2 separate regions of the Mus musculus genome follow, and region 1 is linked to region 2. A link is a loop called in an ENCODE intact Hi-C map of the cell type or tissue named here. Cell type or tissue: left cerebral cortex. All regions are shown on one strand. Links, peaks and the distances in the headings refer to the core of each region. The heading gives the core; the rest is flanking DNA.

What was found. Peaks named below come from ENCODE experiments on the same cell type or tissue, not always from the same donor. Only the 100,000 strongest peaks of a DNase experiment are listed, where the experiment ranks them.
Region 1: a loop joins it to region 2, with 2.3 times the contacts of the local background. A loop is called at or near these places in 1 of 42 quality-filtered maps.

The regions. Positions count from the first base shown.
Region 1 is chr5:111,738,839-111,754,351 of GRCm38, reverse strand. E130006D01Rik (RIKEN cDNA E130006D01 gene) reads left to right here. Exons shown (of 4, transcript NR_045834.1): 2 at 6,360-6,510; 3 at 14,443-14,516. Among named protein-coding and RNA genes, the nearest start is that of E130006D01Rik, 15 kb to the left of the region's middle. In left cerebral cortex, for the core only: a CTCF peak has its summit at 7,677 (motif pointing right); no DNase peak of the experiment used is centred there.
Region 2 is chr5:111,574,433-111,589,945 of GRCm38, reverse strand. It overlaps C130026L21Rik (RIKEN cDNA C130026L21 gene), which reads right to left and starts at 8,385. Exons shown (of 4, transcript NR_015546.2): 1 at 8,076-8,385; 2 at 7,650-7,767; 3 at 7,436-7,525; 4 at 2,793-4,112. RefSeq lists an enhancer at 11,650-12,641. In left cerebral cortex, for the core only: a CTCF peak has its summit at 7,616 (motif pointing left); DNase peaks (open chromatin) are centred at 7,707, 7,833, 8,321 and 8,517; H3K4me3 peaks cover 1,691 bases; H3K27ac peaks cover 1,879 bases.

The DNA of each region.
Region 1 (15,513 bases), core at 5,416-10,415, 160 kb before region 2:
AAACAAGACAGCAAGAGTACCAATGAGGAGAGACACGGGATGAAGGAGGAGTAAGAGTGGGATACTACCTGACCAGTGTCATGCTTTGCTCTCTCTGAGTCTCCCATTAGATCCCACCCCGTCCCCCTGCCCTGTCCATGTCAGGCAGGCAGTCCATCTTGACTGACCCACTTCACAGATGAACAGGGCAAATCTCACAAGCAATGGTGGGATTCCATGGCTGGCCTGTGGTACATAGCTAGCTGGGAGTAAGTGGGCTGATATGGCAATCCAAGCTCTAACATGGTACATATGTGTGCTATCATGTCAGGGGCCGGGAAGTTATTGAACACTTTTGCCTGCATTGAGGAGGTGGAACCTCTCGGTCCTGAGATGGAATACTTTTCCTCCTTCAACTAACCTTGCACTTTGAGAGTGGGAAGTCAGGTTGTCATTTCTGAATCCCAGTTGAATAAATGAGTGGGTGGGTAGATGATAATTAGATGGATGGAGGAATGGACTGAGAGTTGAGTTGAGGGGTAGGTAGATGGGAATTGGGTGGGTAAGTGGATGGGTGGATAGGCAGGTGAGTAGAAGATGGGTGTATGAGCAGGTGGATGAGCAGGTGGATGGGCAGGTGAATGAGCAGGTGGATGAGCAGGTGGATGGGCAGGTGGATGGGCAGGTGAATGAGCAGGTGGATGGGCAGGTGGATGGGCAGGTGGATGGGCAGGTGTATGGCTGAATGGGTGGATGATTGAGTAGATAGATGAATGGGCAGGTGATTAATAGATGAATGAGTGGATGAGGAGCCAAATGTGGAGGAGGTATGGTTGGGAGGATGGAGAGGCAGGTGGAGAAATAGCTAGAAATGGGTGTGTAAGTAGTTAGATAGATGATATGTATGGTGACGCCCAATGAGTTTCTTACAGAATTCCTGCACTGCTTAAATGCTGATGTTGCAACACCGCCAGGGTTGAATGAATGAGAAGCAACAGAGGAGAAGAGGGTAAACACAATTCCCCAGTCTGGGAGTCACGGACACCCCACAGCACAGGCGCCCCACAGCACAAGGCTCTCCACAGCAGGGCGCCCCACAGCACAGGTGCCCCACAACCCAAGGCGCTCCACAGCACAGGCTCTCCATAACACGGGCGCCCCACAGCACAGTCGCCCCACACAGGGCACCTCACAGCACAAGGCGCTCCATAGCACAGGCTCTCCATAATACGGGCGCCCCACAGCACAAGGCGCTCCACAGTACGGGCACCCCACAACACAAGGCGCTCCACAGCACAGGCTCTCCATAACACGGGCGCCCCACAACACAAGGCACTCCATAACATGGGCGCCCCACAGCACAAGGCGCTCCACAGTACGGGCGCCCCACAACACAAGGCGCTCCACAGCACAGGCTCTCCATAACACGGGCGCCCCACAACACAAGGCACTCCATAACATGGGCGCCCCACAGCACAAGGCGCTCCACAGTACAGGCGCCCCACAACACAAGGCACTCCGCAGCACTGAGGATGCCCCACAACACAAGGCGCTCGCTCCACAGCCTTCCCCAACCGCTGTTGTCTGCTTTCTAAATAAACCCGAGACAGAGCCATGTGGGGTTACAAATCAGCCGGAAATCAAATGCTAACATGTAAATAAATTGCAAATCAGCTGAGAAATTGGTTTCATTTTGAGACGATAAAGCGCATTTCTCCTGTGCTGATTTTGTAAGGCGCCCCTTAAGAATTGTAATATTCCTGTGTGGTAATGATAAACATTAGTGAGTTGCTTTAGAAATGAAAAACTAGACAGCCTCTGGGGATTTGAAAAACATATGCACTTCAAATTTGAAAATCCAATTTAACTGTCCATTATAAGGAGAATAAAAAGGTAAGGATGGGATAATTTCGCAGTTACACAGCGTTTGACTAAATCTGATTCCGCGATGACAGACACACTTTAAAAGCTACAAGCCCGAATGCAAGCAGACAGCAGATCATTTATTTATGATTGTAATCTACCTGCCGTCTAACAAGTTAGAGACGGGGCCGGTGGCTCCCCGACTCTGGACACGTGTGCATGCTTGTCAGCCAACACGCTTAAAAACACTTCTCTTGGAATTTCTGGGGGAAAATAAATAAAGGGCGGGGAAGACAAAAGAGATATTCCCGTTGGCAGCTACAAAGTTTACAAAGTTTAGGAGAAGCACCTCTCTCTCTCTCTCTCTCTCTCTCTCTCTCTCTCTCTCTCTCTGCCTCTGTCTCTTTCTCTGCGTGAATTTTTCCTAAGCGACACTGGAAATCACTCGTGTATGAGAGCATGTGTGAATGGCCATGTTTGCACGTAATACCATTGCTCAGCATCACGTGTGGTGTGACAGCTCAGTCTACACCTAGAAGCATCCACAAGGGCAGGACTCGTTCTCCCCACCACCACCACCACCATGGAGCCCCCACTTATTTTGTCAGCATGTCTGCCATGGTCTCCCTGCCCCATGCATACCCTGAGACCTCCAACTCAAAGCTTCTCTCCTTAAAATCGGCAGGGTTTCTCCAAGTACAGGTTTGAAAGTTGCTAGAAGGAAAGGTCAGAGGTAGGCAGACCAGCCATGTTGCAGAATTCCACAGGGGAAATGAGCAGATATAGGCTCCATTCAGTGCAAAGGTTAACAGTTTCCCATAAGAGAGAATCCTTGCACTGTTGGGGAGGCTGGTGGAGGCGTAGGAAGCTCAGGATGCTGAAGGAGGTTGGGGTATGCTTAAGAGGCTATGAGAAGCTGTGGGGAGCTATGTGAGGCTGTAGGGGGCTTTGAAGTTCTGAAACCCTTGAAATCTCTTAGAAAATGAAGGAACCAGGTAAATTCCACTACTGTGCCTTTTGAAAATGGCTAATAAACAACTAGATCTCACCTGGGATTTATGCCATCCACAGTCACAAAGCTAAGGACCGGTAAGTCTGCAACCTGCCCCATCTGTAGCTGTGCGAATGTGTGTGTACAATCAAAGCAAAGTTTATTGAGCACGTAGCATATACCATTTGCTCCTGGAGGCAGGAGAAACGCAGAAATACAGTGAGATCAGACACCAAGGTTCTGACTTCTGTGGACAGAGTAAGAAAGTAGGATGGGGGGTAAGGTGACCCCAGGTCATACTGGGGAGAGAGAAAGGTACTGGATGAAGGGGTCACTCGAATGAGGAAGGGGCCGTACTCAGGGGACCAGGGGACAGGTTTCTGTGAAAGGAAGGGCATTGCAGACAAAGGGAATGGAAATGTGAGACTCCTGGAAGCACCAAGCTGCAGTGTAAATTGGAACAGGCAGGCCAAGAAGCAGTGTCCTCAGCCAACAGGGCCCTGTGTAGGTGTCAAGCCAACACTGAGAAACAAACCCATAATCCTTAAAAACTCCCCAACAGCAGGCTGAGTACGGAGCAACCAAAACAAGGGGTGTCTTTGCAGAAGGGTATGAAGGGAGTGCCGAGTTGATCCCATGGGTGAACCAGGTCTCTGGGAGCTGCATCAACTCAAAACTATAAGCAGGAACATGCCCTGTGGCTTTAAGAGTGGAGAGAGAGATTTATGTGATCAATGAAGCCCAGGGCACTTGGAATTGGTGTGTATTCAGACTTTTCTTAAATAAGGAAGAGAAGGGGGATACAACTGAAGTTTCTGGAGAGGAGGGGACACTGGGTTGTGGGCTTTGGTATGGGCAGCACCATTTTTATTACCCTTCGTGGGAAAACCTGGTGAGCTGCCACCCCCAGGTTACAGGACGGCATATGATTCTTTCCAGGGCTCATGTCCCTGTGTTTCTGACACATTCAAAAATGGGGGATTTAAATCTATGTACAGTTGCAGAGAGCATCTAGCAGCCCATGGGACATGCCTCCATCACCCAGACTCTTGTAACTCTCCACCGGTGACCCATCCGGATCCCTGGGATCCGGTGCTGACCCGAGCTGTGCTCCATCCTCGCTTGTCACCGGAGAGCGTGCGCAAGATTTGATCAGACTTGCACAAAGCCAGGCAGAGCCTGTGTGGAACTGTCAGATGAAATAATTTATCGGTGATGACTGTGTGAATTCGTAAATATTTATGAATTCACAAGTTATAAGTGTGCAGCTTGCAGGAGGGAGCGATCTCAGCTCACCAAGTCCCAGATTACAATGAATATTCACAGAAACCCCAATCTGCCAATATTAGCTCTTTGTGCTTACGGTAAAGCTTTGCCTTGGACTGTAACCCTTTCTGGGATGGAGTGTCTGAGGAAAACGCACTGGAGCAAAAGGAATGATTCCCTACCCATCCATACTCCCCCCCCAAAAAAAATTAAAATAAAATAAAAATAAAACCAGGAGATGCTGTGCCGCATACGGAGCCTGAGGAGGCCTCCAGTGCTGCTGACTGAGTTGGGTTTTAGCAGAATGGGATTGAAGGAACTCAGATGGCAGACGCTCAAAATGCCGATTGTTTTCGTTCTTCCCCAGTGACCTGATTGTTAGGAGACCTTGGGCCAGACTCTCAACCCCTTTTGGGTCCTACCAACAGCAGCCTTGCCCAAATTTGGTCATGGGCTAAATTTACCTCCCGAATGACACATTCTGTTCTTTATGGTTACTGGGAAGGCATAAGGCTTAGTCCGCTGTCTTTGTTGAAAATATCAGAAGGCATTTTGGCAGTGTGAACCAAGAGGAACACTGGGGACAGGGACCAAGGTCAGAGGCCCACAAGAGCAGCTGTGTGTTCCTGAGAGGCTGTGGCAGGGCACTGTGTATCACCCAGGGCCACTATCTATGGGTAACCTTGAATATGAGCATCCTGTGTCTCAGTTTGTGCACCTGTAAAATGGAGTGACAGCAGAGCCTTCTTAAAAGGATTTGTCCATCGATGATGGCAAAGGCTAAAGTCTGGAGACATCTAGAAGTAGGGGGACAATAAATGCTCTATCTTTGTTTGTTGATCCGTCACAGTGCAAAACCCAGAAGGGCCCAGACAGATGAAAGCCAGGTGCCCAACCAGGACAATTTGGAGGAAGGTTCAGAGGGTAGGATTGGAGACAATGACTTTGAGAAACTTTGAGCTCCTAAGTTCACCCAGCAGCCCAGGGACAAGAGCTGCAAGCCTCACACTTTCTTGTTCTATTCCCAGGACTGTGAGTGAAGCTGCCTGTGGGCTGTCACATGAGGATACCAGGCTGTGTCTGCCCTCTGGTTTCTTTGAGACAAGGGCTCTAGCTCATGATGTCCTTGAACTCATTTGTAGCCAAGGATGGTCTTGAACTCATTTGTAGCCAAGGATGGTCTTGAACTCATTTGTAGCCAAGGATGGTCTTGAACTCATTTGTAGCCAAGGATGGCCATGAACTCCTGCCTTCACAAGCTGAATGCTAGTGTTACAGCAGTGCATTGTTACACAGTTTATTTGGGGCTAAGGGCTCAAACTAGGGACTTCCTGCCATTCTGCAGGCTCTCTCCCCACTGAGCTACATCCACAGTCCAGCCCCTAACTCTCTCACATTCTTAGCTCAGTCTCCACTCCAGTCCTGGCTGGAAAATGAAGGCCCTGGGGCTCAGGAGGTCTGTGGCTTTGGAGAGGCCCCCATCCCAGCTACTTGCTACACTTTAAACAACCTCAAACATCTTCCATATCTGGAATGTTGACTGTCATCATTACATGTACAGGGATTTTTGTCTCACTTTGCAGATGAGGAACAAGGCACACAGATGCCTTGCTGCTGGGCTGATGAATCAGGGCTGCTCCGAGATGATTGGGGATGCACGCCCCATGCAGGATCCTTTCTCAGCAGCCTTCTTAACAGTGGAAGTGAGCATGCTTAGTTAAGGGTCATGTAATTTCCCAAACAGCAGAAGAGCGCCTTCCCATTGTATTCCTGGAGGACCTGGAGATGTGTCTGAAGCTCAGAAATGGAAGTAAGAGGGATAAGAACACACAGCTGGAGGGGAGGAGAGAGGAAGGGAGACTGTGATCGAGCTGCTAGGCCTGATTGCCCTCAAACTCTAGAGGACGTTTACCATCACTGTCCTGCCCACATCCAACGCACAGCCTGGCGTTCAGTGTGCACTTCGCAAATATTTATCAAACGGATTTTTAAAAAAGGATCAGTCTTTCTGATCCTTAAAAAAGAAAAAAAAGAAAAACAACTCCATTTATAAACAGATATGTCAGGGGGCAACTATTCATATACTCAAGATGTCTTTATTTTATAAAAAGGCTTTACATCAGGGGTCCTTTAAATAGAAACCCCCAGCTCATTTAAAAATATGAGTCCATTTATAGCTCGGAACCACACATCTTCCCGACGTCTTCACTTGAGTAAAGGGAATGGGCTTCCTCCTCATTTCCTCCTCATCTTCCCACAGGAGCAAGTGAGGACCTGGTGGGTAGTGGTTACTCTGTGAGAAGCCAGCAGCACCAACCAAATAGAAGGTGGAGAAGTGGCCCCCAGCTTCCCAGTTTGGGTTTGGGCCAAGACAACTAAGAAAAGGGTCCACCGTCTTCACTCCAGGTCAGGTAAGTAGAGAGTCTTCCTTAAAGAAGGGCAATGTGACCAGGGTTTTGAGAGATGAGTAGGAGTTCACCAGTTGGCAATTCCCTGAGTATCAGTCTTCCCAAGATGGGGTACACATGTACAGATTTAATATTTACAGAGTTCCTGGAGCAGCAAGTACAGATACATATGGCTCTGTTTTTTTATACATGCATGACTTAGTTACCATCCTGTTGCTGCGATAAAACACCACAAACAATGTGACTTTATGGAAGGAAGGATTTATTTAGACTTATGGGTGCTATGATCTCGGCTGTCCCACAGCTTCAGAAGGACCACACCAGGCAAAACAGTTCCACTTGAGGTTTATTAGGAGAGAGGGGGCAAGGTGGTGGCAGAAAGAGAAGGGGGAGAGAGAGGGGGAGGGCTTTCATGATGATGTAATCACAAATAAAGGTGGGAGGTGAGCCAAGTGGATCCTGGGAATATGGTGGCTGTTGCCTTGGCAACAGGTGTGCCTGTCCTGCCTATGTGACGTCACAGGTTTCAGAGGTCCTGACACCAACAATGGGTCTGAGAGATCAGAGTCCATCATTGTCAGGATAGGCAAGGTTAGTGGCAGGCAGGCATGGTGGCAGAAGCTCAAATCCTGAACTGTAAGCAGGAAGCAGAGAGGTGAAACCAGGAAAGGGGTGGGCTTTTTTGAAGCCTCAAATCCTCTACCTCCAGTGACACACTTCCTCCAGAAATGTCATACATCCTGAGCATCACAAAACAGGGTCACCAACTGAAGAGCAAGTACTCAAATATCCAACATTATGTGGGCCATTGTCTTGGTCAGTGAACAGACACCATGGCTGTAGCAACGTTTATAAAGGAAAACATTTTACTGGGGGCTGACTTACAGTTTCAAAGGTCTAGCCCAGCATGGTGGCATGCAGGCAGACATTGTAGTAGCAGAAACTAGGAATTATAGCCTAACCCTCTAGGAAGAGAGAGAGAGAGAGAGAGAGAGAGAGAGAGAGATTGACCAAATTGACTGACTGATTGAATCTGGATTTGACACAGGCTTTTGAAGTCCACCCTCGGTGACATACTTCCTTCAACAAGGCCACACTTTTTCTCTTTCTTCCTTCCTTTCTTCCTTCCTTCCTTTCTTTTCTATATTATGTATATGAAGCCCTGTCTGCTTGTACACCTCCATACCAGAAGAGGGCATCAGATCCTCATATAGATGGTTATGAGCCACTGAGTGGTGGCTGGGAATAAAACTCAGGACCTCTGGAAAAGCAAACAGTGCTCTTAACCCCTCTGAGCCATCTCTCCAACCCAAGGCCACACTTCTTAATCCTTCTAATTCTTTCAAATGTTACCACTCCCTGATGCCTAAGCATTCCAATGTATGAGCCTAGGGGGGGTCCATTCTCACTCAAACCCCCAAACATGCCATACCTGGAGTCTTTCTGCCCATTTCCATGCTGTCTTGGTTGGTGTCTGAAAAAAAATCAAGGATAGCAAATCGTCTGTACTTCAGGAAACTGAGGCACATCAGTATTCGGGAAGACTGTAAGCTGCAGGCACATCAATGTGTCCAAAAATGAGGAGATAAATAGCTCAGCCTGGGTCCTTCCTGCTCCTTCTTTTGGAGAATATCTATCATACCTTAAAACAAGTTAGCAGTCCTTTACCCTCAATTTACAGGCAGCTCCCGAAGCAACATGACCAGAGACCGTTCACCCTGGCCACTGAGCCCCTCACAGACAGGTTTTACTAGACCTGACAATCCCTGTTCATGCATCAGTTTTACTGAACAAGTCCCACCCCATTCGCACTCCCTTGTTAAATGACCAGGCTGCTCCCCACTGCTACACTCACTGTGACATCTTCTACAGGTCTTCTCACTACAGCTTTGTTGGTTTGCTCCAGTCACACACACACACACACACACTGAGAACTATCTCTGGGTCATAGAGCAGGAACCCTATAAAGCCTCCGAGGAAAACAGATGACCTGTTTTACAAGAGAGAGAAAGAGGGAAAAAATGTAGAGCCAAGGTCACAGCTTAGCTGGCAGATTGTTTGTCTGGTGTACACAAAGCCAGCTTTTGGGTCCCAGCATTGTACAGACTCAGGGTGGGTGCCACAGCACCTGAGAGGTAGAATTGGGACGATCAAAAGTTTAAGGTTATCCTCCATGCACTGGGAGTTTGAAACTAGTTTGAGGCTTTGTCAAAAACAAACAAACAAAACAAAACAAATAATCAAACATGAGAAAGAGGAAGAAGAGGAAGAGGAGAAAGGAGAAGGAGGAGGAAGAGGAGGAGGAGAAGGAAGAGGAGGAGGAAGAAGAGGAGAAAGAGGAAGAGCAGGAGGAGGAAGAAGAGGAGGAAGAAGAGGAAGAGGAGGAGGCCAGAATTCAAAAATGAACATAAGCTGGACCACTCTCTGTCTGTCAATGTCTCTTCCCTACAGAGTCTATCCCTGGGTCCTTTCACCACCTGAGAAAGCCCAGGTAGCATTGTCCACTCTTCTGAGGGGGAAGCTGCTGGCTGAGGGGCTGAGGCACACAGAGTTCTGGTTTAAGGCAGACACAGGCCACATCTACCTTCCGTTCTTAACTGGAAGTCAGACTGAGGCCCATGGAGAAAGCTGAGAACACAGGTAAAGTGGCTGTCTCTAGAGGCCAGGGTTAGCATGTGGGAGAAGAGAAGAGATTTCAAGGACTGCCCACAGGACAGGAGAGCCTCTGTAGTAAGCAGCATCCAGTCTCACGCCTGTGAGAACCCTGTGAAACACTAGGAGGCCTGCCCCAGGGAGTCATGTAGTGAACACGGCTCCAGGTCATCACAAGGTAGGGATCCAGGTTCTGCCATGAAGTCTGACAGCAGCCTTTCTCAAACTGTCTCAAGCCTTAAAGGTCAGTCCAAGCAGCCAGCCCACACCCCTGCCTACACCGTGGAGCAGGCCCAGCAGATGGTAGAGAACCTCCATAATGGCCCAGAGCCTGGGACAAGACCATGTTCTGAAGGTTCTGACAAGTCCTGTAGTCTTTGCAGATCTGATCCTGGTACGGAGGCAGCAGAAATGTCATTATTGCCCAAGGATGGCCCAGACCTATCCTGGTCCAGGGAGTGGCACTATTAGAAGGTGTGACTCTGTCGGATTAGGAGTATCACTGTGGGTGTGCACTTTAAGACCCTCATCCTAGCTGTCTGGAAGCCAGTCTTCTAGCAGCCTTCAGATGAAGATATAGAACTCTCAGCTCCTTCTGTACCATGCCTGCCTGGATGCTGCCATGTTTCCACCTTGATGATAATAGACTGAACCTCCGACTCTGTAAGCCAGCCCCAATGAAATGTTGTCCAAGACTTGCCTTGGTCATGGTGTCTGCTCACAGCAGTAATACCCTATCTAAGACAGCCCCTCTCCTCCCTTCACCACCCACACCCTGTCTTTTCTTCCACTGCTCTCTCTGGTTACTGCATCAGTTTGGCACAGTGTGCATTTTTTTACTGGCCTCATTGCCTCTCTCCTAGATGAGTAGCAACAGACTACAGGGGCTGGTGTACTGACCATGGGATTTCTGGGTGCTTAAGAATTAATTGTGATTTGAAATGTAAATGAAGAAAATATCTAATAAAATGCCTTTAAAAAGAATTGTGGGGAGGGGGAGAGGCAGAAAGAGGAAAAAAGGGAGGAGAGGGGAGGCAGAGAGAGAGGGAGAGGGGCAAGGAGGGGGGAGAGGGGGGGAGGGGGGGAGAAAGGGGAGGGGGAGGAGGGGGAGAGAAAGGGGAGGGGGAGGGGCAGTTCATGGGACCTATCTTCCCATGGATGATGGCTGCATGGATGGGAAGACGATGGACCAGAGGGAGAAAAGGAAAGCACTACTGGGGAGTGAGGAAGAGAAGGGAGAGGTAAAGGATGAAATGGGGCAATGGGTGGATGGAGCCATGCTGGTTTCTTCTCAGCACAAGAAAGCTGCCATGATGGCTCCTGTGGAGAGACTCCCATGCCTGCAGGTGGAAACCGAGGGGATGAAGATGAGAAGACCTCTACCCGGCACTGGTTTGGAAAACAGAGGACTGTCCCCTGAGCCTGCCAGCGAGTCACATGTTTGGGTCCCTCAGCAGCCAGAGAAACGATGATACAGGACACTGGGGCAGGACAAAGGAGTGTGGCAGTATTGTGGCCTCCATGCAGATGGTAGTGTGTGGCTCCATTGTCTCTGCTGTGTGGATGAGGAGCCTTAGCTCTGAGAAGAAGAGCCTTTCACATCCTCACAACTTGTCCCAATAGCACTGAACTCTTTTGATCTGGAGAGATCTGGAGGAGGGTCTTCAAGTGGGTTCTGACTCATCCTCTACCATACAGACATAAGGCAGGCAGAAGGAGAGATCAGGTGACTGGTGAGGTCACTGTGACCCCATAGACAGTGTCTCCTGGTTCTTCTATCCAGTTCCTTTCCTGCCTGGGCAGTAATGACTTGGTTCAATCCTATAGCCTTGGCAACAGTCACTCTACAGGGCCACCTCTCTCATAAAGTCACAGGGGCCTATATGTACCCATCCCTTCCCCGCAGAAAGCATTGAAGGGGTTTCTGAAGGCAGGGGAGGACTTTGCATGTCTATCTTTCTTTTCTGGTGTCCCAAATGCTCTCCTCAGCTCCTCAGCTCCTCAGCTCCTCAGCTCCTCAGCTCCTCAGCCTCTCCCCTACCCAAGACAGGACTCCTGGCCCAAGCAGAGATTCTGTTCCTTCTAAGAGAATTATTACCTCCAAATTTGGAACTAGAAGGTGGCAAGGCCCAGGAAATTTCACCCTGAGGACTGGGAACCTGGCCTCTGGCTGACAGGAAGGGCCCAGAAAGTTCTGGAGAGTGAGGCAGGGAGGGCACAGAGGAGAGGGGGAGGCCTGGTGGCCCTGTCACTCCCCCCCCACACACACACACACACTCACCCCTTGCCTGTCTATAATCGGTGGGGTTTTTCTTCACTTCACCAGACATTGGAGCAGACAAGTGTGGGAAATTGAAGTGTGAGCCCTAAGAAGAGGAGGTGGACCTGGGTGGAGAGGCGGAGAAGGAGGAATACAGAGAGAAGGAGAGAATGGTGGAGAGGCGGGGAGGAGGTGGAGATGGAGAGAGATGGGCCCTGGGCTGGGGGCACAGAGTTACAGCCAGTCAGCTAAGAGGGGGAGGGGCGTGGGGGCTGTGGTCCCCCAAGTCCCCTGGAACGAGGGAGGGTTTATCTCACCAGGAACAGCAGCTCAGCCACTGATCTAATCAAATTATTCAGCATTAAAAAACTGCCAAGACATTCCAGGACTTCAGCTCCCGGAGCCCCAGCTGGGATCAAATGCTAACCAAGTCGCTGCTGCGATATTTATTCCCACTGTCAGCTGCTGGTTGCTTGTTTTCCGAGAGCTGCATACTAAACCGGCGGCCTGGGAGGGATGGGGATGAGGGTGAGGGGCTGTCGGGAAGAAAGGCAAGCAGGTAGGCAGGACAAATGTGCCTAGAACTCGGCACAGGGAACCTCCAGTCAAAATGTTCCTCCCTAAACTGTCCAGCCCCAGACCACAGTCCTCCATTTCAAGCCCGTTTCAGACCAGTTAGCTGAGACACTTAGCTTGGAAGTCCAGGTAGGTGGCTTGCCCTGTCTGGAGTCTTATTTTATCTCCTGTCATGTGGGATCCACTGTTTGTGCGTTTGATGAGAGGAAGGGGTGACGGGAGTGGCTTTGTGGGGCCTGTCGCAGAGACACAGAGAGCAGCCCTGGCTGTGTGACGTTGCCAAAGCTACTTACCCTTTCTGTGTCTCAGTTTCTACCTCCCTAAAAGATTCGGGGAGGTAGGGAGGGTAGGATTGTGGGAGGGGGTGGCTGAGAGGGGGACAGTGAGCGGGATGCAAATTGAATAAGTAGAAAACAATAGAATTGAATTTTTTTTAAAGAGAGAAAGAGAAAAAGCAAAGCAGTCGGGTGATAACAGTCAAGCCCGTGGGGTGACTGTCTCATGGTTAAAGAAAATCAACATAGAAAAGGGTCACAGTGAGATTCCAATCTGCATCGGGAACATTCCCTCTGTACCAGCAAGGAGTGAGCATTGGAAAGAACAGACGGTGCACTTGATATTCAGCACAGAAGCTGGTGGACCGGCGAGTCAGGGCAGAAGATGAACCATTCTGTCAGTGGGACGGGGTGTCAGAAGGTGTCCTGTACAGGGATCCCCATGAGGGGGTCTCTGTAGCCACACACAGTGGAGCATCCCGCCAAGCTTGGGTTCGCAGGCTATTCTTGCCCTCAGAACCGCAGCAGCCAAGCAGAGAGACTTGCAAGCCTTCTGGACTGGTGATGTCTCTCGACAACTCCCCGAAGGTCACGGCACCCAGGGAAGACTAATTAATTTCCTTTGTTTTTCAGAGTTTCATTTTTTTTTTTTAAAAAATTGCAGACTCCCTCCTCTCTAATAAATACTCAACAATTAAAGCGATTTTTTTTCTTTTTCCACACAAAGTGTGACTTCAACATTTCAATGCCCCCCCTCAACCGCTCCTCCCCCCCCCCCCGCACCCCTCCCACCATCACCTTCATTGCCATAAACAGATTCGGGGAAAACTGCTTTTGACGCCCCAGATGCCATTAGCCACTTAAAATCCCGTAATTATCATCCTATCATGGGCCTGTTAACGAGCAGTAAAAATAAGGCCATTGAATATGGTAATTTATTCGTAAATTAGCCTAATGAGAATGGGTTTCAGACTGTTTACTCGCTGCGGCCTGCACAGGGCAGAGACAGCCACAGGAGCAGTGCCTGCCTGAGTGGAGGGGTCCTCCTGTCAGGTCTCAGGGTGACATTGATGACTGTCCCCTGCTTCCACGCAATTCTGCTCACCCCAGCTGAACAGTAGTGAGGCCTGAGAGCCAAAGCCTAGGGCAGGGCTGGGTCCCACACCTTTCTAAGCTAGGGTGATTCGGATGGGGCACGTGGTGGGCCTCCTGTTCAGCTCCCCCATCCATAAAATGGGGGCTTGTGAGCCAGCCAATGGGGTTACCACACAGAGATAATGAGAGTGCCACTCACCTACAGCACATGGCTACGCATATTGCCGTGGTCTCCAGGGTGAATTATCCATCCCAGATCAATGCCAGACCCTTCGGTGCACAGCATACCCCTGCTGAACCTCAAAATGTAGCCTTATTCGAAACCAGAGTCTTTGCCAATGTGATTACATAGGATGAGGTCACGCTGGTTGGATGAGCCCTGTCTCACAATTAACATGCTTGTAGGAAGACAGGAGGACAGAGATTAGGGAGGAGAGAAGAGACCAGGGCTCCATGGCTTACAGCTCCCCTGTGGAGGCAGAGATGGACCAGGAAGCCACAAGCCAGTGGGGGCTGCAAGAGGCAGGACCGGTATACAGGGCCACTCAGCTGCCTGTGCTTGTGTTCCTTCCTACCCAGGAGCCCTAGGTTCCTGTTGCTATGCTAAACGCCAAGAACAGTAGAAAGTTGAGAGACAAGTCCCTCTTCATGAGAAGTCAGGGCAGGAACCTGGAGGCAGGAGCTGATGCAGAGGCTGTGGAGGGGTTCTGCTTAAAGGCTTGCTCCCCATGGCTCCCTCATCCTGCTTACACAAACCACCTTCCCAAGGGTGGCCCCACCCACAATGGTCTGGGTCCTCCCCCATCAATCCTTATATAGAAAGAAATGAAAGAGAGTGGGGAGGGAGAGAGGGAGGAAAGAAGGAAGGAAGGAAGGAAGGAAGGAAGGAAGGAAGGAAGGAAGGGAGGGAGGGAGGGAGGGAGGGAGGGAGGGAGAGAGGGAGAGAGGGAGAGAGGGAGAGAGGGAGAGAGGGAGGAAGGAAGGAAGGAAGGAAGGAAGGAAGGAAGGAAGGCAAGTCCTTCACACTTACCTACAGACCAAGCTGATAATTTGACACAGGCATCTCCCTCTTCACAGATGACCCTGCATTGTATCAAGTAGAAAAATGTCTAACCAAGACAGAGGAGAATACGAACCCTCTCAGCTCATAGGTAAGACGGCCTTTGAAACCTTCTGTGGGTCTCTTTTTTCTCCACCCTTGTCTCCCTCGTTACAGCTTCTCCGACTGGATTCCAGCCCCTCTTAGGTGGGTGCCAGGCACCACCCTTTCCACAAGGTGGCCACAGCCCCAACCCTTCCACTTTCACAAAGAGGAAGCGTGCTTTGAGACACCCCATGATTTTTTTCTGAGGTCACACAGACCAAGCAGTGGGACTAACATAGACTGAAGTCCTGATTCCCTTTCTGGAATGTTCTCTTCCACCCAAGATGCCAATAAAGAAATCCTCAACTCAAGTACCATGGCTCGGGGGGTGGGGTGTCCTTGGTGACCTATCTAGTCCTGGGGTGTCCTGGAATGTGAAGGATGAGGACATCCTCTCCTTTGGTTTCATTCACTCTTTGGAGGGAAGATTCAGGAAAGGGCTAGAAATTAGAGGAGACCTGAGACCTCACCCCCAAAACCACAGCCTGAGAGCCGTGCATTCAGGTCTAGCTCCACAGGTCATATTCTTGAGAAGTTCATGGTCTCTACCCACGGTAGTCTCCCCACTTCTCACAGTCATGCTGCCTAGCTGCAGACATCCGAGTCATTTTTCTTCTGCCCTCACACAGACAGGTGATGATGTGGTTTCCAACTGACTTTCAAGCAAACAGATTTCCAAGCGTGCTTGAAGAGGGCAGTAAATGAGAAGGCACAAGGTGGGTTTCTGACTGATTAGTCACAGAGTTTTCATCCTAATGTGAGTTCTCTGGAGGTTTGTGTGCGACATGATGCTCTTCTGGATTCATCTGCAGCACATTGGCTTCAAGGCTTAGTGAAGGGGACTGAGATTCTATCCACTCAATGCACACAGGTAGGCTCTAGGGGCCCATGGGAGGCAGATGTGAAACCTGTGGAAGCCAGTTACAGAACATGTCAGGAGGGCTAGCTGTGGGGACACACAGAAGAACAAATGCTGGGGATCCCCAAGGTGGGCAGAGCCCAGA
Region 2 (15,513 bases), core at 4,778-9,777:
GTTGCCACCCTTGCCCATGTATCTTCTGAACTACTCAGCTCATTGCAGGGCACAGAGCACTGTCTGCTTGGTTTTCATGCAGTTCCTCATGTAATCTGGGCTGGCCTTGAATTCATTATGTTGCCAAGAACAACCATGAACTTCCGGTACCCCTGACTCCACCTCCAGAGTGTGTGGAGGGTACAGGGGTTACAGGTAAGCACCACCATACCCAGTTAATGTAGTTCTGAGGATCAAACCCAGGGCTTTGTAAATTCTAGGCAAGTACTGCACCAACTTGAACACATCCCTAGATCCAGTGATCACTTTTCTAGAAGCCTGAACACTTGGTGAGAGGCATAGAGTGAGTCCTCACCCAGAAGGCTCTGGGTCATCTGTGTTTGCTGCCATGCTCTGCCCATTCTTGCTTGGAACCCTGTCCATATTGTTTCCCTTACTGCTCCAAGCCTCAGTTTCCCCACTTCCTACCCAAGCTTGCCTTGGGCTTTCCCTTGGGCATAATCCTATTCAAAGTGTTCTCTTCCACAGGGCCTCCAGTACACAGGATCCCTGGGGCTGGTGATGCCCCAGGGTGGGCCTTGCTCTTCACTCACAGGTGCATCTGATGATGTTGGTCTGTGGATGTGACACTGTCAGCCTGAACTCAAGATGTCTCAGAAGAGCCCAAGAAGAAGGCAGCCAGGAGGAAGGTGGCCATAGCAAGGACTCATTCTGGATATGGTAGCCCTGGGGAAAATCCTGGGGTCTCCTCTCATTCCCAAGTATCACTTAACATGGCTAAGTGTGACTCTCACCAAGCACGGGTTTAATTGACATGCATGTATGGGTTGGGTGGGTGGGTGGATGGATGGATGGATGGATGATGGATGGATTGGTAGGTGGATGGGTGAGTGGGTGGGTGGGTGGATGAATGATGGATGGATAGATGAGTAGGTGGATGAGTGGATGGATGGATGGATAGATGAGTAGGTGGATGAGTGGATGGATGGATGGATGGATGGATGGATGGGTAGATGGATGGATGGGAAGATGTGCTGGATAGATGAGTAGGTGGATGAGTGGATGGATGGATGGATGGATGGATGGATGGATGGATGGGTAGATGGATGGATGGGAAGATGTGCTGGATAGATGAGTAGGTGGATGAGTGGATGGATGGATGGATGGATGGATGGATGGATGGATGGATGGATGGATAGGTAGATGGATGGATGGGAAGATGTGCTGGTGAGTTGGTGAATGGATGGCTGGGTAGATGGATGGATGAATGGACAGGTGAGTGAATAGATGGATAGGTGGGTGGGTGCATAGATGGATAGATGAATAGATGGTTGGCTGGATAGATGGGCAGTGGGTGCATGGATGGATAGATGGATGGATGCATGAATAAATGAACAGATAGATAGGCAATGCATGTACTGGATAAGATGCATGGATGGCTGGGTAGATGGTTGGATGGATATGTGCATGCATTTGTATATAAGTAGATGAGTGGTGGGTGTGTGAATAGATGCTTGGTTGGAAAGATGCATGGGCTGCTGGTTAGGTGGATGAATGAACTCATAAGTGGATGTTTAGTTGGATAGATGCATGAATGGATGGAATGATGATAGATGGACAGATGGATGGATGGATGGATGGGTGGATGGATGGATGGATGGGTGGATGGATGGATGGATGGATATATGTGATGCTTAATTCCATTGTCAAGTTAATTGGATTAATTTTAGGGCATTAGGGGAGCATATGCCTAGTGTATCTGTAAGAATATTTCCAGAGAAGATTAAATGAGGGAAGATACATGCCCTGAGTAATAACCCATTAGTGTGGGCTCCACACTGAAAGATAAGGAAAAGAGGAGAGGGTGAGCTGAACAGCCCCTCTATGCTTCCTCGCCCATTGAGAGGTGAGCAGAAGCCTCATGACACCAAGCCTTTCTCAGTGTGAGGGTTGACACAGTCAAAAAGTGAACTAAAACAAACCCTTCCTCTCTTAACAATGCTTTGCATCAGGGTATTTTTTATCATAGCAACAGGGAAGATAAACTATGACCGTGACCTGGGGAATAATGGGTCTGACATCAGAAACTTCCAGAGCTTTGACTTTGAAGACCCCAGGTCTCCTGGCTCCTCTTGGTCTCCAGAATCCCCTTTCCCTGTGAAATCCACCCTGCTGGGAGGGGGTGGATAAAGGATAGAGATGGGAACATGCACCTGATCATGGAGGACTGTGGTAGACCCCCACACCAACCCCTGACCCCTTCAAGAACCCACAGCACACATACCCACCAATGGGACCAATCAACAGATCTGTGGGATCCGTCCCCCAACACCAAGGAAGCAAGACCTTGAGCTGCATAGCTGTTTGTCAAACCAGCAAGGGGACAGCTTGGAGTTCCAGAAAGTTTCCACAACCTCATGACTCAGGAAAGTGTTAGCATAGGCGTTAGCATTCAGTGGTACCCTTGACAGAGGAGAGTGCAAAGACCACTCACCATGTGGTAAGTTCATTCCTCCATCTGTCAAGCCGCACAATCACCTGAGAGAACCGTTCTCCAAGTACCAGGGAGATCTGTCACATTCATAGCCATTCCATCCCAAACTCCTCAGAGTACCCATGGACAATCCCAGACCCCTTCCACCCAACCCTTTCAGAATAAAGTCTCAAAAAGCCCTCTTCTCTAGTGTCCTCCAGCAGGGGCCCCCAGGAAATGGCTCTCAGGATAACGGGATAATCCCTGAGTGTTAACGGCAGAAGGGAGAGTGGGTGAAGAGCCCGGAGTAGAATTTCTTGCTGTCAACTGGTGGTCTATTTCCCAGATACCATTTGCTTGTATACAGATAAGGAGTTATCTTAAATGGCCATGTCTTTCTCAATTTGTCCTTAACAGTCAATCCCATTTTCCTTCTATGATACTATCTAGGCAGGATGAGAAATGCATTCAGTAATCCCCTGGGATCTTCATATATCAATATCAAATGGTCTGAAATTGACCTGGTATAAAATCCAGTCCTTCAGCCAACGAGAGGCAAAATCAGAACGAAGCAAATTTTTAGCAATCACAGTGTTTGTGGGGAGCTTAGGGGGCTCTCAGCACCAAAGCTTGCCTTTTCTGGGCCCTTAGTGAGAGCAATGAATGCCTCAGGCTCCCTATGAAGAGAGGAGCCCTTCTGGATCCAGCTGATGGTGGGGATCACAGAGGGCTGGGTACCACAGCTCTGAGAACCTGCGCTTTCTTTGCACCTGAGAGGTCCAAGGGCAGAGGTTGGACTTGGAGACATCCCTCCTAGGACATCCCTGTCATCAAATCTGTATTCTTCCAGATTTTCCTGCCAGCCTGTCTGGTAGTGACTTAGAGAGAGGGCTCTGCCTGCCAGCAGCTCCAGGGCTCAGCAGGGTGGCCGTTTCCTCTGGCTTCTGTTTCTGAAGTCTCTGGGATTTACTCATCTATCAGTCGTGACAGAGCAACGACCAATGACTACTTTATTTCATCCCCAGAAGAACCTTCATTCAAGGCGATGAAATGAAAGCCTGGAGCGCCGGAGGAACTTCCCAAAGCCGTGTACAGCAGAGATGGAGGTCAAGCTTCAACCTGCAGAGTCTGCTTTCAGTGGCTACTGCAGTCTAAACAGCAAACAATGACATCTGATGGGTCAGGCAGTGTATGGCAGAAAGGAGAAAGGCAGAGATGGAGGAAGAAAGAAAAGAGGGGAGGAGGGGAGGAGGGAGGAGGGAAAGAGTGGGATCCTGAAGAAAGCCCAGGTGTATTGGGTACTTTGGGGACAGAGAAAGGATGGCCCCATGAGGGTACAATCAGGTTTCCTGCAGGTGGGCTAGCCAGGCTGAGAAGCAGGAGCCATGGTCTCCGTTCTGAGAGGCTCCTCACTGCTGTCCCTTCTTGCCAGTCAGGATCACTCAGAAAGGAAGGATGTGGGCAGGAGAAGAGGCAGGTCAGGAGTCAGGAATGAAGCCTCCCCCAGGGAAGGAAGGAAGCCACCTCTGTCTCTAAGCCAAGGCCCGGAAACACGACAGGCTGGAAACAAACTCCACTAGCATCCATGAGCATATAATGCTTTTCTCTTTCCAATTCTTCCATGTTGGGATCTAGAAAACTGGGAACAAGAGTGACCTTGAGTGGTTAGGAGCTCAATGAACCATGGGTGCCCGCACCAGTCAGTAGCTCACAGGGCATGCCCTGCCCTCATTCTGGAAGATGCTCACAAGTTAGAGGTGGCAGGTGGCTCACTGGTAGATTCTCAGTGCTTGGGACATAATTGCTGCCTGGATAGATGGATGGACAGAAAGACCAGATGGACATATCTCACCCATGACTGCAGACTGCCCCTCAGGACAGCACACCTCATCTCTTCCTAGGGGAATCAGTCTCTTGCGGTCTCAGCCGGGCTCTCAGCCTGGAACTGCCCAGCTCCTTTCATAAAAATCACTGAGTCTACCAACTCACACAGACCTTGAGTGTGGGAGGAGCTAAGACCAGAAGTCCACCAACAAAGAAGCTGAGAGACTGAGGACCAAAGTGAGTCCCACCCTGAACTGCTGGTGGGGACAGAATGAATCATAGGTTCCAAGGACAGTGAAGGCAGACCTGGCTGGGGGTGGGGTCTCTTATGAGGCAAACACTGTTAGAACCAAGGAGAGCATTCTCTGGGCATTGGCTCTGGCGTAAGAGACCTGTCAGCATCAGTCAGGGCATCGAAACCAGAAACTTCTCCATAGGAGAAGCTAAGGCGTGAGAGTTAAGGAGTCCTTCAAGCTACCTAAGGCAGACCTGGGGTCTGGAGCCAAAACCCAGGCTCTTCTCCTTTACCCACTGTGTCACACAGAAGCGGTTGCACTAGGTGGGGGCATGGGTTCAAGTAGAGCCTCCCCGTCTTAAGGGTCACCATCCAGAAAATCAGCCTCTCGGTATGGTTCTCTGAATAGATTGGTGCACTGTGATCAGAAGATATACATGAGAAGGGGACTGAGGCTGGAGGTGCGTTGCAAGGCTTCCTGGAGTAGTCACCATATAAGGCCCAAAGCCAACAGTTGTGATGGCAGTATTTACCAGAAGGTTCCCAGGAAATGTGTGAACTGACTCCAAAACAATGTTTTCTTGGATCTTCGATGTCTGACCAAACAACCTACAACACAGTGTTCTGCCTCTCAACAGCTGCACTCCAGACACACTGGCCTTCCTCCCACAGCATGGTCTTGGATCTATCTGCCCCAGGGCCTTTACACATGCTGCTTCCCCCAGAACAGCATTTTCCACCTTTCATATCATCAGCTTCCTCTGATCTTTGGATTTTAAACGAAAAGTCTTCTCAGAGATACCTTCCCTGATCATCCCTCTGGTGCAAATTTAGTCACCTCCCAGTTATTCAAGTTTACTTCCAAGGAGAAAAATCTACATCCATGATACAGCTGTGTCTTGGTTTGTTTGACCCATCTTCCCCTTAGTATTGTGGGTGCCTTAGGGCAAAGGATGTGAACACCTGCTCCAGTGGCTGCTTTGCCTCAGCACCCAACATGCAGAAGACACACAATATAGACCTAGATAGATGGATGGGTGGATGCATGGATGGATGGATGAATGACTGAATGAATGGGTGGGTGGATGGGTGGATGGGTGGATGGATGGACAGTTGAGTGGATGGATGTTTGTATGGATGATGGATGAATGAGTGAGTGGGCAGGTGGGTGGATATGTGGGTGGGTGGATGGATGGATGGACAGATGGATGGGTAGATGAATGGATAAGTAGGTAGGTGGTGAATGGATGAATGGGTAGGTAGATGGATGGATGAATGGATGGACAGATGAGTGGATGGATGGACAGACAAGTGGATGGATGGATTGGTGGATGGATAGCTAGATGGATGGATGGACAGATGGACAGATGGATGAATGGATGTAGAGATGAGTGGATTGAAGGACGCATGCAAGAATAGGTGAATAGATAGGTGAATGCAAGTATGGCTGGGTAAGTGGGTGGGTGGATAAATTTATGGATTGGTAGATGAACGGATAGATGGCTACTGCATTATAAATACCACCTTTAGGCAGAGGACTTGGACACCTAACTTTCTTTGTACGACTGTGAGAAATCAAGTCTGGTAACATGAGGTACGACGAGGTGAAGGGACAGGACTATTATCACCTGCTCTACGATAGAGGGAATTGGGGATGGCTTCCCAGAGATGAATTTCTTCTCAACCTTAATGTTGCTAGGAGCCAGTGAGGCTGAGGTAACAGCACCCACAGGGTGGGCTCTTCCATGCGGGGTGTTTTACCCAGAGTGGCCCTTACTCCACTGTTTGTGACGAGAAGGTAAATGGTTAAGATGAAGGTAGCTGGAGATGTCACAGTTGCTAAAAGCATTGGCTGCTCTTCCAAAGGGCCAGGGCTTAATTTCCAGTACCTATATAGCAGCTTACCACCGTCTAACCCCAGTCCCAGAGGCTCTGATGTCCCCTATTGGCTTTGGGGAGCACCAAGCATGCATGCAGTGCATAGACAAACACAGGCAAAATGCCCATACACATAAAACAAAAATAAATAAATCTTTAAAACAATGCTGATCCTTAGGCACCAACCTAATGAGCTGGAACCTTTAAGGCCCTCCAGAACATCTGCATTCTCATGTGCTATCCCAGCAGTCTCTGAGCCCAAAACCCAGTCTCTTTTTGTTAGTCAGGAACCAGCAGTCCAACTGAGCCAAGGAGCAAGCTGCCAACAAGCCGTCCATATGTATGCCCACAGACCAAGCTTGCTCTTGGTCCTTGAGGTGGGGATAAGCTCAGCCTTTCCTCCAAGACTCAAAATCAATCAATCAATCTCTCTCCTCCACCACCTTCCTTGGCAGTTCCAAAGAATCTGAGCTGACCCCATCCTTTAAGCCCTGCTAAGTCATGGTGACCCTGTTCCTCATGGGCTGCTGAGTCACCGCCAGAAACCTGTAAACTCAGTCCAAGCATCATTCACAGGAGGTAGGAGATGCAAGAGCATGAGTTAGTTTTTTGGTTTTTGTTTTGTTTTGTTTTTTGAGAGAGAGAGAGAGATCTGTATGACTGACTTTGACGTTTCTGCCTCTGGCAGCCATTTATTGTCTTGTGAGGTAGACAATCGTCCAACTGTCAACAAACACACATCATCAACATCACAGCTACACATCATCATCTTCGCTGCACGTGCCAGAATTCCCATGGAGAGGCTGGGAGCTCCCCCAGCTCTGAGTACCCACCACACAGGGGCAGACAATCCTCCAGTGTCCCAGATAGAGAATCTGGTGAGCTGAATGACTGGCCCCATGAGAAACTGAGACAGAAGGAAGAATCTAGAGCCTGTGGGAAGCCAGTGGGGCAAGCCACTGTTTTTTGTCCAGAGCCTCAGTTTTCCCTCTGTAGAATGGGTGTCCACCCTGATCCTGTCTTACCGAATATGATGTCCTGGTGCCATTTCCAGTAGCCCTCCTCTGGTGTCACTGCAGCTCCCTGAAGATCCTATGGGGGAACCAAATTTCTGCCTATTGGACACAGAGTAAGGCAGATAGACACAAGATACGGTTGACTTGTGAGGCCAGATATCAGAAGAACCATCCCAGCCTCTGCCTCCCTCTTCTGGGTAGCTGCAGCCACTTCAGGACCCACCAGAGACGGATGCAGAGGCCTCCACCCACAGAAACTGCACGAGCTAATACCGAGTTATCGCTGCTTCCCGGTAACGAGTCTCAAGTCTCGGGGCTGTTTGTTTCACAGTTACAGACAGCTGACACACAGAGAGAAATGGATAGAAACACACCAAAATACGATCATCAATCCTTGGTATTTACTGTTCCTGGGTGCCAGCCAGACTCTGCTCATGATTTCTGCTCATTCCCTGGGTACACACCAACATAGAGTTGCTTCACAGATGAGCAAAGTGTGCCCAGAAACAGGGAGCTACTTGCCCAAGGGCACACAGCCTGATAGGGATGTTAGCAGGTCTATCAGTCTCTGAATTGCAGCACACTCTGCATTCCAAGCGAGGATATGGACTCCCCGCCACCACCACCCCCGCCCCCGCATTAGTGTTACCTTCTAATGGGGTGTTTTTCCCTGTGGGGAAGACATAAATGTCCGTGTGTCGGCAATCCTTCGGGGCAAGTCAGCAGAGACCTCAGCATCAGGGACTTCTCGGATGGTAGCAGGGAGCCACGTGCTGGAGAAAAGCCCAGACCCTGGAGGGAATCTCAGGAACTTAGCAAGGATGGCTGGGCTGCTGTCTGCCGGAGCCGCAGGGGTTAAAGAGAAAGGCTGGTTTGAAGAAATTCTCTAAGCTGGTGTTAGATCAGGAGGAGAAGGCAAAACGCTTGTAAATTCCACCCGGGGAATTGGGCCCCGAATCGGCTCACCTTTCGTGGACACCCCCGCAGCCCCCGCCCCGCCTGAGAGGACAGCTGACCTTTGGAGGGAAATAATGAAAAGAAGAAATTCCTTGGAGAAAATAATGTGTCCGGGCCTCAGTAATGAGATCGGCTCCTTTCATGTTGCCATGGCGACGGCAGTCATCTTATAATACAAACCCATGAATGGTCCGGGCGGGCAGCCTCACAGCCGAGGGGCCAGGGAGGGGGTTAGCCTCTTGCAGGCTGGGGTCAGGGGCCACCGGGCCTCATTTCCCCGAGATGCAGCCTGGCTCCGGGGTCTCCGGGGCTGGGGGCTTGGGCCTAGCTGACAGTTGCACCACAGCCCTGGGTTCACGGGAACTTTGCAGCCTGATGCTGGCGGCACCTTCTTGGCTAAGCAGCCGCTGCAACCCACATGCGGGGTTACTCTGCAGCTGCTGCCTAAGGGAGACACGGGAGCTTCACTGTCAGATCAGGAAACTGAGGCACAGGTCGCAAAATGAGCTCCTCCTGGTTCAGTTCTTAGGCCACAGCTATGTGTGGTCCAGACCACTGTTGGGCCGGGACCTCTCGGCAGCAGGGAAGTGGTTAGAGGCTGAAAAGATGCTCCTCTCAGACTGACAGGACTATGGAGGACCACCTGTGTGTGAAAACACACTGGGCTGGGCTAGCCTGGTGGCAGAGCACCATGTGACACTCATAAAACCCTGGGTTCCATCGCCCAGAGCCTCCCTATGATTGACATCTGACAAGTTACAGCTGCCGTTTGTCAGTGGAATGGGGCTGGAGAGCTCAGTGGTCACATAGATTTTTTTTTTTCTTGCAAGCATGAGAAGGCAGAATGGATGCCCAGAACCCAGGCAGGACCCAACGCAAGAACAAGGATTTGCCAGCCCAGGGATCTTGCCCAGTGATGGGAGGCAGAGACAGGAGGGTCCCTGGAAGTTCTATGGCCAGCTAGCTAGAGTACACACAGCACATAAGAGGACCTGTTAAAATAAGGTTGAGGGTGAGGATTGAGACCTGAGGTTGTCCACTGATCTCCACACCTATGCCACAGCACACTTACACACGTGAACACACACATCACACTCATATACATACATACATACATACATACATACATACATGTACGCAAATGTTTAAAGTGTGTGCATGTATGTAACAGCAGGAAGGATGGTGCACAGGGAAAAGTCTCTGTTAGAACTAAACCAAAGTACAGTGTAAGCCTCAGCAGCGTGGTGCCCACACCCCTGCGCTGCCCTGCACTTTGCGTGGGCGGTGCTCTTCCTTTAGGGTTGAGGGTACTCTGCCTAGATGGGTTATTGCAGCTCAAGGACACTGCGGGAGACAGAGAACACTGTCTGAAAGCAGACTCACGGGACACACAGGTGAGGCAGGGGGTCTTCAGGAGGGAGGCCTAGAGGAGAGTGGCAAGAGAGGAATGGATGCAACAAGGAGAAGAAGGGAGGAATCAGAGAGGAAAGAGGAGAGGGAGGAGGAAGGGGAGGAGGGAGAAGAGGAGGGAGGAGGGGAAGAGGGGGAGGAGGGGGAAGAGGAGGGGAAGAATTGGGATAGGAGGGAGAAGAGGGGAAAGAGGGGGAAGAGAAGGGGGAGGAGGAGGAAGAGGGGGAAGAGAAGGGGGAGGAGGGAGAGGAGGGGGAAGCGGGGGAAGAGAAGGGGGAAGAATTAGGGTAGGAACGAGAGGAGGGGGAGAAGGAGGGGAGGGAGGAGGGAGATGGGATTGAGAGGAGAGGGGAAGGAGGGGAAAGAAAGGAAGGAGGGGGAAGAGAAGGGGAAGAATGGGGGAGGGAGAGGAGGGGGAGGAGGGGGAAGGTGAGAAGGAAGGAGAGGAGGGGAAGGATAGGGGAGGAAGAGAAGGAGGAGGGGGAGGAGAAAGAGGGGGAGGAGGGGGAGGGAGAGCAGGAGGGGGAGGAGCTTAATGAGAGGGGAGGCAGCAGGTGGTCTGAGGCTTCAGAGCTGGGCAAGGGAGAACTGCCAGCTACCGTGTGACCTTGGGGGAAAATGCAGTCCCACATGGCTTCCTCGTCCACAAAGACTCTCCCAAGAGGTCCTGGGAGCAAAAGAGAGAGGGAGGGACAGGGCTAGGATGGAAAGGCCCCTCGCATAGTGAAAATGCAGCCCCCACCTCTGCACAGCCTTGTGGCCCTCTTCCTCCTCCTTACCCTTGGAAGCCACAGGCCGTGGGAACCAGGGCTGTTCCAGCAGAGACCCCCAGGCAGAGACGTAGTGATGGCATCCCTTAAAATAACAGTGTGGGTAAGCTTTTTATAGGTCTCTGTCTGACAGGACAAGTTAGAGGGATTTCTGACTGCAGAAAAATCCGGAGATGTCAGGCATGTGGTGCCTGCAAGAGAGCTGGGCGTGGTGCGTCTTGAGGGGTGTGGTTAACTGTCCGCCTCAGCTGTGTCCTTTCTTCTTGCCTCATGGGAAAGAGACTCCGTGACTTGGTGCCTCCTGGACCAGCCCCGCTGAGCACCATCCCATGTGGTTCCTCATGAAATCCCCACAGGTCATGTCATGTCATAAGTGAAGAAACAGAGACTCGGATCAGACATGTAGCTCAAGGTCACTGAGCTTATGAGAAACCTGACTGGGAACCGATCAGCCACCTACCTCCTTGGGAGCCTGGGCTCCTAACGCTAGGTGCTAGTCCTGAGGCTCTAGTGTCTGTGCCCTCGACCTGTAGCTTTAGAAATCTTAGGTGAGACAGTAGTTCCCAGGGCTCAGGAACAGCAAGTGCTGTATGGAGAACACTAGAGTCAGGATCAGCTGGAGCCCTGCAAGGAGTCCCACACCAATCTACAGAAAAAACTCCAAGTAGAAGAAAATGTCAGTCCAGGGCAGCTAACAAGATGACAGATGTCTCTCTATCCCCCTGAGTGTCTGTGCTGCTGTAGATGGAGCTGCTTCAGTTAAGTACGGAGCCAATGCAGCTCCATCCTAGGTGCCCTATGTGACCTTGGGCTCCGTGCTTCATGGACACGTGAGGGACAGCCATTCCGTTTCATCATTTGCACAGACAAGGAAACCCAGGGTCTAAAAGGCAGAACCCAGTCTCCAGTCTCCTAGCGGCTTCAGCCGCAGGCTGCCAGTCCTTGCGTGAAGTGCACAGCTTGCCCACAGGCTGCTGCAAGAACAGCCTGGTGACCCCGTGACCTCATTGGCAATAGTCCTCCCAGCCTGGGGCTGGATGGTGTCACCCAGACACCTGAGGGTTGTCTCGGACTCCTCAGCCTTCCAGTTCCTGAGAAGCCTATGGTGCTGAGCACATCTGGCCAGTTGGCCAGAGCTGTAGACAACATCTGGGAAGAGGTAGGGAGGGAAGAGGGGAGGGAGGGAAGGAGGAAGGGAGGAGGGAGGGATCCCACTATCTGATGGACAGGACCTTGGACCTGTTCCAGATGGGCCAGGTGAGAGCTATAACTTCAGGTCCTAAAAGTTTGTGTTTTTCCATGTAGGTATGCATGGCGTGTGTTTGTGTGTGTGTGTGTGTGTGTGTGTGTCAAGTTGTTGGGAAAAGTGTATGCACGCATATGTGGTATGTGTACAAGTGTTCCTGTCTGCATGGGTGCCTGCCTTTGTCTAGCTGTGCAGACCTGAATAAACCTTGGTGAAGCTGCTCCCTGCACCAGGTCACGCAATTCTCTGAGTTGTTTTTTGCTGTGGCTCTGCCGAGATAGTCTGGGGGGATACCAGCAGGCCAAAGCTGGACAGACACCCTCCTGCCCAGACATTTCTGGTGCTTCATAGACCGGTGGTGGAGGTCCTTCTGCATCCCCCACCCACCCTGGGACAGCCTGCTGCAGGAATGTGGGATTCTATCTTCTCCCAGACAGCGTCAGCCATTCAGGGCCCTTTCCCTCTGGCTTGCAGCCAGGTTTAAGAGTTTTACAAAAATTCCCAAGACCTTTAGCCGCCTTGCGTTGAGAAGACAGGGCTGTGGCCTGCAGAGAAGTGTGAGGCTGGGAGCTGAAGGCAGGAAGCAAGCTCCTGTCCCAGTCCAGGATGGTGCAGCCGGGGTGTGAGGGGTGGAGGGACACACAAGGGCCAGAACATTACCCTTGGAGTTAAAATGGCCACATTTCAACAAGGGCCCTATGGCCACTTCTGCCCAGAACCCAGAAGAAACAGAATGGACAGCTGGTACTAGTGGGGGAGGGAGGCAAAGCCATCAATGGGACTGCATCCTCTGCACAGGTCCAGGAAGCTGTGTCTCCCCTATCATGTCCACTGCTTAGTCAGGTTCAGACTCCAGTCCTGCCCCTTCCTCACCTAATGTTCTCTAGAGCATCTTGGCTTTTACCTCTCAGAGCCTTGGCCTCTCAACTTTAACAGGGAATTAGCATCACTGAAGAGCTACCTCTGGGGACACACTGGACAGACAGAATGGTGCCTGTGAACTTATCCTGGCCTCCTTCCACAACCAGGCAGGGCCAAGCCTGTTGGAGGGATGAGGACATACCCAGACCCCAGAGTGAAGCTCCCACAGAGCTCAGCCTTCCCAAAGCTGCTCTGCCTTGGCCCACGGCAGGAGTTGTATCTCCTGTATGGCTTCAGACAAACCACCCAACATCTCTGACTCCATGCTGGCATAAGATGGCTCAAATGGACCTTTGCCACTGAGACAAAATATCTAACGTGTACAACATAGAGATTCTTTAGGCTCAGGTTTCAGTTCAAAGCTCAATTGTGCAGCTATGAAGGGGGTGGGGAGACACACCACACAGAGGGGGGGAAGGGGAGTAGGGGGAGGGGAAGAGAAGAGGAGAAGGAGGGAGGAGGAGAGGAGGGGAGGGGGAGGGGAGGAGAAGAGGAGAAGGATGGAGGGGAGGGGGAGGAGGGAGAAGAAAGGGGAGAGGGAGGGGGAGGAGAGAGGAGGAAGGGGAGGAGAAGGGGGAAGAGGGAGGGAAGGGGAGAGGGGAGAGGGGGATCGGGGAGGGGGAGGGGAGAGAGATGGAGAGACAGAGACAGAGACAGAGACAGAGAGAATTCTGTTACATGGCAGGTTTTCTCCTGTTCATTCCAGCTTAGGCCAGTAGGCTATGGCAGGTGTCACCCCCATTCAGGACTCATCTTCCTCCCTTCATTGGACCAGTCTGGACACACCCTCACAGAGGATACTTAACTAAGTACCAGGAAACAGATGTCTCAGCTCCATGGGGCTGATAATCAAGGCTGACCATCACAAGCAGCTCTGTCTTGGTCTGTTTTATGTTCCCACAACAAAATACCCGAGAGCAGTTGTTTAGAAAGAATAGAGGTTTGCATGGCTCATCACACTGTGTCTGGGAGTGTGTCTGTGTCTGTGTCTGTGTCTGTGTCTGTGTCTGTGTCTGTGTCTGTGTCTGTGTCTGTGTCTGTCTGTGTCTGTGTCTGTGTCTGTGTCTGTGTCTGTGTCTGTGTCTGTGTCTGTGTCTGTGTCTGTGTCTGTGTCTGTCTGTGTCTGTGTCTGTGTCTGTCTATGTCTGTGTCTGTCTGTGTCTGTGTCTGTGTCTGTGTCTGTGTCTGTGTCTGTGTCTGTGTCTGTGTCTGTCTGTGTCTGTGTCTGTGTCTGTGTCTGTGTCTGTGTCTGTGTCTGTCTGTGTCTGTGTCTGTGTCTGTGTCTGTGTCTGTGTCTGTGTCTGTGTCTGTGTCTGTGTCTGTGTCTGTCTGTGTCTGTGTCTGTGTCTGTGTCTGTGTCTGTGACTGTGACTGTGAAGGTTTTGAAGTGTGTCCTGCAGAGCAGTGGCTGACCCTTTCCATGAGAGGCAAGGGCAAGGGAGAACCTTGGGCCTCTCTCTCTTCCTGATCTTCTATGTCTCTAATCATCATATGTATCCCCCTTTCAGGACCCCCTTGACACCACTCCGGCTCCCAAAGACCCCACTGCAGGTGTCATCACCATATTAATTGGAGGTTAGGACTCCAACCTGTGAACTTTGGGCCCACATTCAGTAGAGCAAGGACTTTGAACCCTGGGTTCCGAGAAGCTTAGAAACACACAATAGCAGCACATGCCGAAAATTCTCAAGTGTGAGTTCCACCTTACAAACATTGGCTGCTTCTAAGCTGGGTGTCAGGTCCTGCCGTAGAGGCTGGGGCTAGGTACTAGGGTATCAGGATCCTGCCTCTGATGCTAGAGCTGGGGATTGGGTGTCAGAGTTCTGCCACTGCGGCTGGGGTCTTTCATTTTGTTAGTGAGCTTGTACCTACCATTTTATGTTTTTCAAATGGCACCTGGCCAACCATGGACAGGACTTTCCCTGACCCTGGGGATCAATGTTAGGAGCAAGCTGAGGTAGCCCCATGCCAGGCTCAGAGGAAATGGACGTGATGAAGCCCCTCACCTGCCATGGGGAGAACACATGATATGAGGTGCCCCCAGACAAACAATTGTACACAGAGAGGCCCAGGGAACCGGAGATTTCCCAGTGTTAAGGTCCAGGAGCTGCAATATCCCATCACTGCGTGCGAAGGACTGTGAGTCTGGATATATCTGTGCTCTACTTGTGTGAGTATGTGTCCAAGCCACAAGCGTGCTCACCAGAAAAGCACCTCGGTGGTAAACTTGGGATAAAGTCCAAGAAGGGCCCTGAGCTTGCCTGTTTGCAGAGTTCAGGGTGTAGAGAAGGAAGATACCACCCTACTGAGTGGCTGATGAATTTGGGATCTCTACACACCCTCTCTACCTGTAACTCATCACCTGCAAAGACAGATGAGAATCCAGCACTGGAGGAAAGGAGCTTACAGTGGGACTCCCAGTCCTTGGACCTCATCCCTGTGACTTCACTGTCTGGGGACGCTAGAACAGCAGAAGGGAAGAAATCAGATGGCTCCTGGGCCCCGTAGCACTCTGCAGCACCTCCCCCATGCGTGACAACTGTGTGAATACGGGGGACAGCAGAGATAGCAGCAGCAGCTGGGCCCTGCCCCCGTCCAGATGTGGGAAAGACAGCTTCTCCCAAAATACCCTGGCTGTGAAGTCAGAAGCCCCTCCTGGTGTAAACAAAGAGGCTGCTCCTGCCTCTGCCTGGCTGTCTCTGAGCTCATGGAGCATCAACCTTTCCTCCCCCACCCTCTCCTGGCTCCCCCCAGGAAGAAAGAGCCTGCAAATCACAAGCCTG